Regions from separate parts of the Mus musculus genome. Here all the other regions are linked to region 1. The links are chromatin contacts, found by Hi-C or POLR2A ChIA-PET in ENCODE. All regions are on one chromosome and are shown on one strand. Each heading gives the region's core, a stretch centred on a gene start or an enhancer-like site at or near the end of the contact. The rest is flanking DNA. Distances are from core to core; before and after follow the strand shown. Region 1 holds the start of Myh9 (myosin, heavy polypeptide 9, non-muscle). Region 2 overlaps Myh9 (myosin, heavy polypeptide 9, non-muscle). Region 3 has its middle 41 kb from the start of Txn2.

The links. Hi-C counts contacts between places; a loop is a spot of excess contacts on that map. ChIA-PET counts read pairs that join two places held with the same protein, here RNA polymerase II (POLR2A).
Region 2: a map of heart shows a loop between it and region 1 (5-fold over the local background). The contact joins the enhancer-like site here to the promoter of Myh9 in region 1. A Hi-C loop is called at or near these places in 21 of 37 maps with a recorded cell type or tissue (CH12.LX, T-helper 1 cell, T-helper 17 cell and 7 more). POLR2A ChIA-PET finds 5 or more read pairs at or near these places in 4 of 5 experiments (Patski and embryonic stem cell).
Region 3: a map of left cerebral cortex shows a loop between it and region 1 (1.8-fold over the local background). The contact joins the enhancer-like site here to the promoter of Myh9 in region 1. A Hi-C loop is called at or near these places in 4 of 37 maps with a recorded cell type or tissue (Patski, gastrocnemius, left cerebral cortex and 1 more). POLR2A ChIA-PET finds 5 or more read pairs at or near these places in 4 of 5 experiments (Patski and embryonic stem cell).

The regions. Positions count from the first base shown.
Region 1 is chr15:77,839,774-77,843,831 of GRCm38, forward strand. Myh9 (myosin, heavy polypeptide 9, non-muscle) reads right to left here and starts at 2,402. Exons shown (of 41, transcript NM_022410.3): 1 at 2,184-2,402. It also overlaps the pseudogene Gm22107.
Region 2 is chr15:77,796,843-77,801,071 of GRCm38, forward strand. Myh9 (myosin, heavy polypeptide 9, non-muscle) reads right to left here. Exons shown (of 41, transcript NM_022410.3): 4 at 159-186. Among named protein-coding and RNA genes, the nearest start is that of Myh9, 43 kb to the right of the region's middle. RefSeq lists an enhancer at 918-4,229. Within about 2 kb of position 1,255, at least 3 of the 3 ENCODE cell types and tissues checked have a DNase peak (open chromatin) inside an H3K27ac peak, as active enhancers do; they include gastrocnemius, heart and left cerebral cortex, where a contact is called at or near this core.
Region 3 is chr15:77,885,630-77,889,465 of GRCm38, forward strand. No RefSeq gene overlaps it. Among named protein-coding and RNA genes, the nearest start is that of Txn2, 41 kb to the right of the region's middle. Within about 2 kb of position 1,643, at least 1 of the 3 ENCODE cell types and tissues checked has a DNase peak (open chromatin) inside an H3K27ac peak, as active enhancers do; it is left cerebral cortex, where a contact is called at or near this core.

The DNA of each region.
Region 1 (4,058 bases), core at 1,152-3,651:
TTTGCCTCGGTTTGCCAAGCCTGAAATGTCTTCCTTCCTCATGGTGGTTTCCCTGCTTGCCCTGGACAGCAGTGGCCCCCTGAGCCTAGGAATTCCTTGAGTCCTTTGTCTGTGGCTAGTTTGGGACACAGCACAAGCTGTCTTTGTATCTTAGTCTACCACTCCACTCTTTAATGCCTTCAAATTTCCCCAGAACACAAGTCTCTTCAGGAGGCCAGCAGGCTCTCCCAGGGTAGCCCAATGCCTCACAGTACCTTTCTGGGGTTCCTGATATCTCCCCTTCACACTAGTCACTGGTTTGTCTCAGAGTGCCGGTGAGCAGGGGCCAGGTCTTACTCAATTCACACCCACCCCACCCCGCCCCCACACACACCACCTGGCAAAGTCCCTGGCAGAAGCCCGGTTAAATATTTGCTCAATTACACATCTATAGGCCCTTCCCCCCTACCCCCACCTATAACAACCTGGTATATAAATTGACTGATATTGAGTGATTGTCTACACGGGGCTTCAAGCAAATTGCCTCCTTAATAGAAAGGGAGGGAGGCCTCCAGGTGAAGTTATCAGCTTGGACTCTAGACAGTGGAGTCAGAAATGGCTACAATGTTTCTGTGAACAAGTTACCTTTTATTTATTTATTTATTTATTTATTTATTTATTTTTGCTGTTTCAAAAAGCTTTATTTTCACTTGGTCAAGGCTTAGGAGGGGCTCCGGGGCGGGTTACAGATCTGCCTAGTGGCTTGAGAGTTCTAGATGGAGGTCCTGAGATTGACTGGCTGGCATACAGCAGAGGAGGGAGTCCTTTGGGAGGCAGAAACCTCCTAAGTCGTGCTTGAGAGTGAGCCACTCTTAGAGATACTTGGGCCAGTCTGCGTTGGCTAAAAAATACGGAACTCAATGCATTTGCGTGTCATCCTTACGCAGAGGCCATGCTAATCTGTATCGTTCCAATTTTGGTATAGGTGCTGCTGTAGGAAGCACGCAAGTTACTTTGAAATCTTGCTAATCCAGAAAACCGCTCAGAGAACTGAGAACTCGATGGACCTCCCTGTAGCCCAGCCGAGGCAGCCTCCGGGTCTCCAAGACCTGGGACTTCCCAGGGACCTTTTCCCTAACACCGCTGGGTGGGGCCTTAGGCACCCGCCCGAGCCCACCCAGCCTTCAGTTTCACTACAGCCCGCAAGCAAGTCATAGAGGGTACTTGACTCAGTTTGCCTGGGAGAGATGGGGACCCGGAGGAGCGGGGTGCAGCTCCTGCCTTAGGCGTGGCTCCAGAACAGGATGAGGTGAAGACCCTAGTGCAAGGAAGTGGGGGATGTCTTCAAAACTCCGCCTCTCATCAAACATAAAAGATGCGGCTGCCCGGCCTGGTCTTAAAGTCAGGGCCAGCTCCCAGAGACTGGCCCGGGCGTGGCGTCCCAAGGTGCGGTGGAAATCAGGTGCACGCCTGCCCGGGCGACGGGGCAGCTGCCGGCAGACCCAGGCCTTCTGACCTCGGGCAATAGAAATCCAAGGTTGAATGAGGTCAGACGGGGGGGTTCTTTTCCTGCGCCCTGAGCCCCTCGGCAGCTGGGACCCCTTTTCCCACGCACTCTGAGTACCTCTCCCCGCCCCCTCCCGGCCCAAGGGCTGACGGACAAATGAGGAAGTCCGCAGCGGACGGCGGAAACCGTGCCGGGCGCAATGTCTGCGGCGGGACCGACCGATCCTGACTCAGGAGGACGCCCTGACAGCTGCCAAGCGGTCCTCGCCTGCCCGTTACCTCCCTTTGCCAAACTTACAAAGGAGCTGCTGCCCCGTGCCCACGAACGCATCCGGCCGGCTCGGCCGAGATCTCCGGGACTGCTGCGTCCCGGAAGGGGTTAAAAAGTTTGCCGGAGCTGGCCGTCGGGGAGGCGGGAGTGCAGAGGCGACAGGAGCAGGCCGAGCTCCCAGTGCCCCGACCGGGAAGGGCATCCTGTAGGGCCGGGGACTGCGTCCCCCGGTTCCCTAACCCCGAGGCCTCGCTGCCTATCACCCCTCGGGTGAGGATGCGGAGTCCGGTCGCACCCGACCGCGCTGAAACCCGCCACGCGGAGGCCGAGAACCACAGGGCCGTCCGCCCCAAAGGACTCGAGTCTTGTCGCCGCGCGCGCGCGCTCGGCAGCTCCGGGGCGGGACATACCGGCAAAGCTCGCTCACCTGAACCTGGGTCTGCCCGGGGAACAGGCGCTGGTTCTTCCGAGTGGACTTTCTCGAGCGCTCGGGCGGCGCGGCGGGGTGGGGCGAACGCGAGACTGGAAGCTGCAGCAGGTCAGGTTCTTGAGCCTTCCGTGCCCTGCCCAGGAACCGCGGTGATCTGCGCGCCTCACCGCACCCAGCTCTGGTGCGCGCCGCCCTCCCTGCCCCGCCCTTCCAAGAGGAGGGCGGGTCTACAGCTCGCCGCCGGCTCGTGGGTGGAGCTTCCAAGAGTCCCCGCCCTCTCCCCACACTGCCCAATCCAACAGGAGTCTGGCCTAAACTGACAGATTTTCGGCCTATAAACAGACAAGAGATGGAAGCCGGAGTGCTGAGATTCATCCTCCCCATCTGTCCCCACCTCCGCCCACCCCACCTTCCACCCGCGCTTCCTAGGCGGGAGCCACGCCTTGTTGGGCGGGTCCAATGGACAGCCAGGTTACAGGACCAGGATTGACGCGGATTTCATCCAATCAGAAGCAAGCGGCTCAGGCGCGCTGGGCTCCTGGTCCCGGCTCTGGTGTGCAGCTTGGGCCGCGCCGGGGCCGGAGGGAGCGTACTGGGGAGGTCTGAGGCTCTGACACTCCGCCCAGCGAACCGTGTTTTCCCTTCGTCCTGTCCTACCAGGAGAACAGATATTAAGTACCATATATGGGAAAAGTGGTATTTTACATAATTATGATGGCTGTGGGGGCGGTCATGGCTTCAACCCTGCATTCCGTGTGGGCGTCCTGAGTTCGATTTTGGAGCCTGCTCGCGGCTGTCCTCCAACCTCTGAACCTTTGCTCTGGCTAGTACCTCTGCCTGGAATGCAGTCTAAGCCACTCTTAACCTTTGAATAATTAACTCACACACATCTCAGATATTTGTCACTAAATTATTTTAAGGGTAGATTTCATTTGTTTTATTTTGGTTACTAACCACGAGAGGATTTTTTTTTTCATTTAAAAAAATGTACTTTGCCATTAATCTATCAGGAATTTGTCCACGCATTATTTTCTGCCCAAATTGTCCGTTTCCGAGTTGTGTCCATTGATCTATGTGGTCGATCCTGCAGCACGTCAATGCTTTCAAATGGCTTTATGAAGGCAAATTTCTCGTCATTGCTCTTAACTGTTGGAATGTTCTTGCTAACACAGTTAAAATGATCCTTCCATATAAACTTCAGGGAAAACTTACATTCTGAAGCCAAAAAGCAGCTAAAGAAAGAAAGAGATTTTGCAGCCCAGATGACCAGTGATTGCTACCCACATTACAGCAAAGACTGCTTCCCAGTTGATAAGAAAAATTTAAAAAATTTTTAAAAGGCTGAACCATCCAGGGGTTGTGGGTGGTATACCAGAACTCAAGAGGTCTGAGGTAGGAGGGGGAGTTCAAGACTAGCCTGAACTACACAGACAAGCAGTTCAAAGGTGTGAAATATATAAAGCCAATAATTACTTTTAAAACTAATCATCAAGAGACTGGAGATGTACGGGCAGTGGTGGCCCATGCCTTTAACCCCAGCACTCGGGAGGCAGAGGCAGGCAGATTTCTGAGTTCGGTCTGCAGAGTGAGTTCCAGGACAGCTAGAGCTACACAGAGAAACCCTGTCTCGGAAAAAAAAAAAAAAAAAAAAAAGCCCAGCATTGTTAGAGCCGGTGAGGAGGTGGAGCTCATCAGGTGCTGACAGGAATACGCATGCGCTTCTCCAACCACTTTGGGAAAGTGGCTCCACTAGGCCTGTAGCACACACCTGTGATTTCAGCGCTGCAGAGGGAGGCGCAGGAGGAGCTACTCTTGGCTACATAATGAGTTTAGGGCCAGTCCCCGCTAAGCACGCCTGTCCTTGGCTCTATT
Region 2 (4,229 bases), core at 5-2,504, 44 kb before region 1:
ACACACACCCACACGTACGCGCGCACACACACATACACACATGGGTACACTCGCACACGCACACTCGTGCACACACACATACACACACATGCGTACACTCACGCACGCACATGCACACACACACACACTCCCTCCCTCTCCCTCTCACAAACACTTACGTGCACAGGATGGACTGATCTTCCCGGTCTGCAACAAAGAGGACACCAGGTTACCTTGGATAAGAAGGAAAACACCTCTCCCTTCCCATCCCAAGAGTTGCCAAGATAAGGAACAAAAGACTTAAATGCTTCTCTGAAAGGACCCTCCCAGGCCTCCAACCTGGGCTGACTGTGGACAGCCTCAGATGAGGGACACCTACAATGGCAGAGCCCCAGGCAGCTGCCTGCCCCCAGCTCTGGCTGCACACCCCTGCCCTGCCCACTCCATCCCGTGAATATCAGGAAAAAATGTCCATGGCAGGCACCTGCAACACTGACCACATTTACGCAAGGAATACTGTTTAAGGGGCCAGAAATCAGAGCAGGCAGCATGGCAGGCCTAGCTTGCAATGGGACAGTCCCAGTGTGGGCCACTGCCTCGCAGAGTCTAAGACCAGAGATGGTGGCCTTCTCTGAGCCCCATGCACTTCTCTGTGTTGTGAGGCAGCACGTGTAAAGGGACACATGTGAATCCACATACATGGTGCTTGGCTCATGTAAGGCACGGTGATGACAGGACAGAGGGAGCCACGGAGGAATGGCAGCTTCCGGCATGCACCTGGGACAGCCTGCTCTCTGCACCAGTGGCGGGGACTTCCAACAGCCACCCTAGCTTCACAAATCCAGCAAGAAGAAATAGGAATGTTCTCCTTTGCATGGAGGGACAACCACAGTTCCCTGCACTCTGAAAGCTAAGCTAAGATGGTCAAGCTCCAGGAAATACGCCAACCTCAAACCGTACAGTTAATTAAAGCAGTTGGACCCAGCCCCCGGCAGTTTGGCAACATCAGAACCGCAGTGAGGTACCTGATGGTGACGCTTCACAGCACAGCATACACTGGCTATCCACCCTACTTCATGATTATTTTGATAAATATAACACACAAAACAAACCTGGTGCTGACCCTGTGAGTACAGTAAACTAGGAGGCCACTGTCATCTCGATGACAGAGCAGCCGTGACCCAAGGAGGAGATGAGGGAGCAGGAGAACCGGTCAGGGGCACTGGTGGCCACTGGCCATCATGCTGGCACTCCTGCTCTCTCACAGGCTCAGGACCCCATGTGACAAGGGTGAATGACTCATAGCTTTCTGTGTGCATGGCCTTGGGACATAGACTTAGTCGTCCAATGGCAGACTGACCGGGCAGATCACCCGCCCTCCTGTAGGTGAGCTTTCTAGCCGGCCCAATCTCAGCAGCACACAGTGCTGAGGACACACAGCCATCCCTATTCTATCAGGACTCATGCAGGAAGCAGGAACAGGAAGCCTTACTTCCCACACAGGCAGCAGCTGCCTCTGCCCCCAGCTGCAGCCTTCATTCTAATCTCCCAAGAAATAGCCACCAAGCCAGGCACTTGGGAGCCGCAGCAGAACCATTTGCTGTGGACTAAGGCCAGGCAGGGTGAACCATAAAGCTGACAAACCAAAACCAAAAAAAAAAACAAGAAAAAAGGAAACCATCTTGGAATGGGAGCCCCATCATCCCACTCACACCAATACCACCCCACCTCCCTGAGAACTACTCAGACAGAAGTCGAGAAGGGGGCACTCAACCTTCCTTCCCCTCACCCTGTCCCCCCACTCCCCAAAATGCATTCTTCAAGGCTGCCAGACAAGGACTGAGCCAGAGTGGAGCAGAGCCTGGGTGAGATGGCAGGAGGGGCTGGGGCCAGGCTAGAGGAGAGCTGGTTCCACCCCTTCTTCCCCAACAGCAGTGTGGCCCGCGAAGCTGAAGCAAGCATCTCTGTCATCCCAGGCCCTGCCCTCCCCCAGCAGCTCCCTGTGGTCGGCCCCAGCTGTGGCTGCAGGCGGGCATGTTTAGTCACCGCTCCGGAGCAGGCAAGAATGTACCTGCCTGTGCTGGCGAGGCACGAGCAGAAAGTGCCTGGTGCTACCATAAAAGGAAACATTCTCCATTCCTTTCAGAAGGCACTGTTTCCCAGGGCTGTCCAGGCCCAGGCCCTGGATGACTGGAATTCCTTTACGTGAGGAGGAGTCAGAGAATTATTCACTACTGAACAGGAAGCAGGGTAGCCAACCCACACGGACACACATGCACAAAAGCAGAGACATGTAGGCAGACGCACAGAGTGTGTGCCCTGGTGCACAAGAATATGTGCACAGACATCAAGCAGGAACTCAGTGCACAAAGCAGCACCTACACAGACTCCTGTGTGTAAATAGATCCACAGCATGCTATATACTTATGTACACACACATACAGGCCTGCATGTGCTCCAAAAGCTTAAAGCTCGGAGCCAGACTCATGAGACCTCTGCCTACCTAGGACCCTTAGCTCTGCCCCTTGACCTGACCTCTCCGCTGCCATTGCAGCCCAAACACAGGCTCGGAGGAATCCCAACCTGCTTCCTCAGACCCTGCTGAGCCACTGCTTTCAGAGATGCCCTACCAAGAGGCCTCCTCCTCCACCTGAGTAAGGCCCCCAACACTGAGCACGGAGAAGCCACCTGCTTAGAGTGACTCACACAGCCTCTAAAGCCTCAAGAGCCTTCCAACACTTTCTGGAAGTTGCAGTCTGACACCTGACCTCCTGGGTGGCCAAAGGACACCCTCAGCACTCAGGAAAGGCGGGTGACTCTTTCACAGCACTATGTTTGAAATCTGCTCCTGAGCTCAGGGCATCCCTTACAGATAAGGAAGTCCCAGCAAGTGGTAGGCCTAAGCCAGCTCATTCTGCTGCCTGCCATCCTATGTGTTCAGTTAGGGACATGGACACACACATGGGGACAAACACACACACATATACAAACACGCACATGCGTGCGCACCCAGCACTCAATAACCTTGCCTCACACTGTCATCTCTGTGGCTGAGTACACTCACAGGCCTCCGGAAGCCATTTATTTCTGCCCAAGTCCATACTTGGTCCTATGCGGTCTAACAGTTTATCTGAAATGCCCTTTTGTCTTTTTTCTACCCTGGGACCTGGAAGGTAACAGCCACCAGCATAACCTTATTCAGACACAGGCTCTGAACCACCAGGACCCCATCTCAGAGGATGTGGGCTGAGATAGGGCTGTGAGTCTCAGCCATGGTCTCTAGAACTCTCAACAGCCACAGCCTTTCCTCAGTCAGAATCTTGACAAAGCCCTGGAGCAGGGGACATTGGCTGGCAGAGAGCAGTTTGACTACTATTGGTCCATACACCCAGAGCAGTTAGAAAGGAAGTCATTAGCCCTGCCCTTGACCTCTGGAATGAGCAGGGTCTGTTCTGAAGACCTGTGGCAATAAATGCCTGAGGCCTACTCAGAACTCTTTCCTTAGCCACCCCCACACTACATCACCAAGCTCCTAGCAGAACCTTCCAGAACCGCAAAATAAATAAATAAATAAATAAATAAGGCTTGCATGAGTTAAACACTCAGCAGTCAAGCTCTTGCTGCCCCTGACTATATATATTTAAACCCAGAAGCCCCAAGGCTGGGTCCACAGAATGACATCAGAGCTGATGTGGCCACCCTGAGTGGACAGGTTTCTAGCCAACTCAGAAGACCACCTGAGGCCTGGGCAGGTGTTTCATCCCAGGCATTTGGAGTCCTACACACTGGGGGAGGGGAGCAGACACACTATGGCTCACTTCCTGTCAGAGGAGCAATGGCTGATTCTTGTCCATAAAAGGCTGTGAGGCTTGAGACTACTAGCACAGTGGTGACATCAGCCAGACAGGAAGTACAGGAGGAAGGGTGCAGGCAGCTACTACAACTGACTCATGGCTGGGCTCAGAGAGTGTACCTCCCTGGAGGAACTGTCACAAGGCCATAACTGGCTGAGTGCCTCCCTGAGGGAGCTCATCTCCAGGTCCACTGGGTTCTCTGGAGCTGAGAAGCAAATGTCAAGGCAGGCAAACATGCCTACCCAAGTCAGCACTCTGACAGGCAGCCCCCTGCGAATGTGCTCTGGAGAAAATTGCACAGCAGACCTGAGGACGGCTTACTGTGTAGGCAAGGCGACTGGCTCACCCTGAGCAGACACTGAAACTCCAGCGTCACCTCTCAACCCCATCTAGACT
Region 3 (3,836 bases), core at 393-2,892, 45 kb after region 1:
CTTGACCCAGAATGCCTAAGTATGGTGCAGTGGGGGCAAGGAAAGAGGGCTCACCAGATTGGAAGCCAGAACAGCAGGGTGACACAGGAGGAAAGGGCTGGGGAGTCACTGTGGGCACCAAGGTTAAAGAAGAACTAGTGGGGGCTGGAGATATGGCTCAGCGGATAAGAGCACTGACTGCTCTTCCAAAGGTCCTGAGTTCAAATCCCAGCAACCACATGGTGACTCACAACCATCCATAATGAGATCTGATGCCCTCTTCTGGTGTGTCTGAAGACAGCTACAGTGTACTCATATAATAAATAAATAAATCTTAAAAAAAACAAAACAAAAAAAACCTTTAAAAAAAAAAAAAAAAGAAGAACTAGTGAGGATTTCCTCCACCTTCATCCAGTGAGCCACAGGGGTGGTGAAAAGCTCGAAGGCTCTGAGCTAAGCATGTGTAGGTTAAAATTCCAACATTACCACTTCCCTAGGAAACTGGCTGGCAAATGATGATAATGGCCTATGGCCAAGTCTCAGAGTCCAATTCAGGGGAATGAGACTGGCCAGATCATCCCAGGAAAACTGCGAGGCTGCTGTTATTTACTATGCCCAATCATTAGCCCAGGGTCCTGAAAATCAGCCTCATCCTGAGGAGCCCTGGCCAGGAAACTCCATAGGTGCATGAATACATACACATGGAGCACACGCACGCATGCACATTCACACACACACACACACACACACACACACACACACACATACACATACATGCTCGCACACGCGCATACACACGTGTATCAGCAATATAAAAATGCAAAAAGAAATAAAATGGTGGGCATTGTGTCACAGGCCTTTAATCCCAGCATTTGGTGGGCAGAGGCAAGCAGATCTCTGAGTTTGGGGGCAAATCTGGCCTACAGGGTGTGCTCCAGGACAGCTGGGGCTACATAGGGGAACCCTGTCTCAAAGAAACAAGAGAAGAGGAGGAGGCAGAGGAGGAGGAGCCAACCAAACAGCTGTTAAACTCGAGGTTCAGCTTTGGGTTAGGAGGAGGGGAAAGGAGGAGGAGGAGGAGGAGGAGGAGGAGGAGGAGGAGGAGGAGGAGGAGAAAGGAGGAGGAGGAGGAGGAAGAGGAGGAGGAGGAAGAGGAGGAAAAGGAGGAGGTGGCTTGGAATGTCCCCCTCCCACATGGAGGCACTCATTTCCTGAAGTCACCATCTCCCTGCCAAAAGGAGAAGGGGCAAGGGGCTTACTATCACAAAGGGGGAAGGAACATTTGATTAATTAAACCACAGGATGCTGTTAAACTTGAGGTTCAGCTTGGGGTTAAGTCTATCCTGACTCATACATGACAGAAATTAATACAAAAAAAAATTACTTGTCAGACATTTATTTAATTCAAATGCAACTGGGCATCCTGTATCCACATTTATTTATTTATTTATTCATTCATTCTCTCATCCATTCATTTCTTGGTGCTGAGGAAGTAACCCAGGCCCTTGGCAATGTTAGACAAGCAAGCCCTCTGCCCCTGAGCTGAAGCCCCTGTCCCCACCCTGTATTCTATCTGGCAACCCTGAACACAATGAGAACTCATTCTTTCTGTAAGTTCCACACTCTCTGGCCATCTGTTTAGGCTGCCACAGTGCTATCTTTGAGACTGAGTCATTTATAAACCAAAGCTGGTTACCATCCTGGAGGTGGTAAGATGTGGCTGCAGGAGGTTCTGCATCTGATAAGGCCTTCTCTGCACACAGGGTTCCTCCACACACAGCAGAAGGGGTCAGGGGCTTGCCTGCCCCCTCAGACTCTCTGATAAGGCCTCCTCTGCACACAGGGTTCCTCCACACACAGCAGAAGGGGTCAGGGGCTCGCCTGCCCCCTCAGACTCTTGTATAGGGCATCAGTCCCAATGGTCACACACTGGGGAGTGAGTTTCATATATAACCTTGGAGGCCAAGGAAACCCAACACCAGTGTTCTCAAATACATATTTGTTTTTATGTGTATTTGTGAGTGCCTATGTGTGTGTCTGTGTTGTGTGTATGTGTGCCTAGTGTCCTCAGAGATCAGAAGGCCTGAAACAAGTGAGTTACAAGTGGTGTGAGCCACCATGGCGGGTGTGTGTGTGTGTGTGTGTGTGTGTGTGTGTGCTGGAAACAGAACCTGGGCCCTCTGTGAGAGCAGGCAGGACTCTTAACCACTGAGCAGCCTCTCCAGCCCCTCAAAGATATGGGAGGGGAGGGGTTGGGGGGGGTTGGGGATACAATGAAGGATGATGGAATGGTGTAAATGACAAGCTCACTGGTGTCAGAAAGGAGAGAGAGAGACTATGTCTGAAGAGGGACTGAGGCTGAGGTACAGAGGGGATGAAGGATGCTCTACTCTTTGTTTGGTTGGTTGGTTTTTGTTTGTTTTTTGTTAAAGGCGTGCACCACCACGCCCGGCAGGATGCTCTACTCTTGACCTCCCATTCAAACCTCCTGAATTTTGAACCATGGGAATGCAAATATTTACTTCATCCAGGCGATAGATAGATAGATAGATAGATAGATAGATAGATAGATAGATAGATAGATAGATAGATAGATAGATAGATAAAATAGCCAAGCAGCTTTATCCTGACCCGACTCCCCTCCCCCAACCTCTGCATTCTACAAATACCCCTGCGGGTTGTTTTGTTTTGTTTTGTTTTGTCTTATCCTTTTCAGAATTCCTGGAGGCCAACTCGACTCCTGACTCAGCCAGTCTGTAGCCACCCCATGATCTGCAGGGGTGCGGTGAGTCACAGCCACCCTAGCCTCCAGCTGTCTGCCATGTGCAGATCTCCCCTTTCCTGCTGGCCACAGACTACAGTCAAAAGAATCCCATCCCCACGTATTGGGTGTGCCAGGCTCTGGGCTGGGAGCAATGACAACAGCAGCCTCATTGTCTGAAAGGGAAGCTCACTATACCAAGGAGACAGGGAGCTGTGCACCCCCTCGCCGCACCCCTGTCAGCTGGGAGGAGGATGTGGGAAGGCTTCCTGGAGAGGGCGGCACATAGGCCGAGCCCAGAACAGAGCTCCAGGTAGAGGGATCACCATGAACAAAGGAGGCGGGAGGAAGGAGGCTGGAAGGCACATGTAGTGTGGTCCTGGTCCTGGAGAGAAAGGGCTGATCGGAAGGATACTCTAACTAGTTCACACTGAGGTCTTTTTTCAAGACAGGGTTTCTCTGTGTAGCCCTGGCTGTCCTAGAACTCACTCTGTAGACCAGGCTGGCCTCGAACTCAGAAATCCACCTGCCTCTGCCTCCCGAGTGCTGGGATTAAAGGCGCGTGCCACCACGCCCGGCTACACACTGAGGTCTTCTTGAAGTATCTAGCCGGCTCTGTGATGGCTGGGACTTGAATTAACAGGGTCTGCCTCCCCTGAGGAAAAAGCACTCCTGAGCAAAGTAGGGTTCCCGGGCTCTGGCTATACAGTGGAGTCTGGAGCTCTCGGCTATAAGTGAAACTGGGGCAGAGCACTTATGATCACGTGGTGAAATAGAGCCCTGTATCCCGGCAGAACTGCAATGGATGTACCTCAGGGTTGGGTCTGAGAGACAAGCAGGGCTGCAGGACACCAGGGCACCAGCTAGCACAAAGCTTCACATCTTTTTTAAAATTTTACTTTATGTGCATGAGTGATCTATCTACGTGTACACCTGCATACCGAAGAGGGTATCCGATCAGATGATATTACAGATGGTGTGGGCCACAGTGTGGTTTCTAGGAATCAAACCCAGGACCTCTGGGAGAGCTGACACTGAGCCATTTCCCTAGCTCCCACATCTTTTTTCCTTTTCTTTCTTTTTCTTTTTCTTTTTT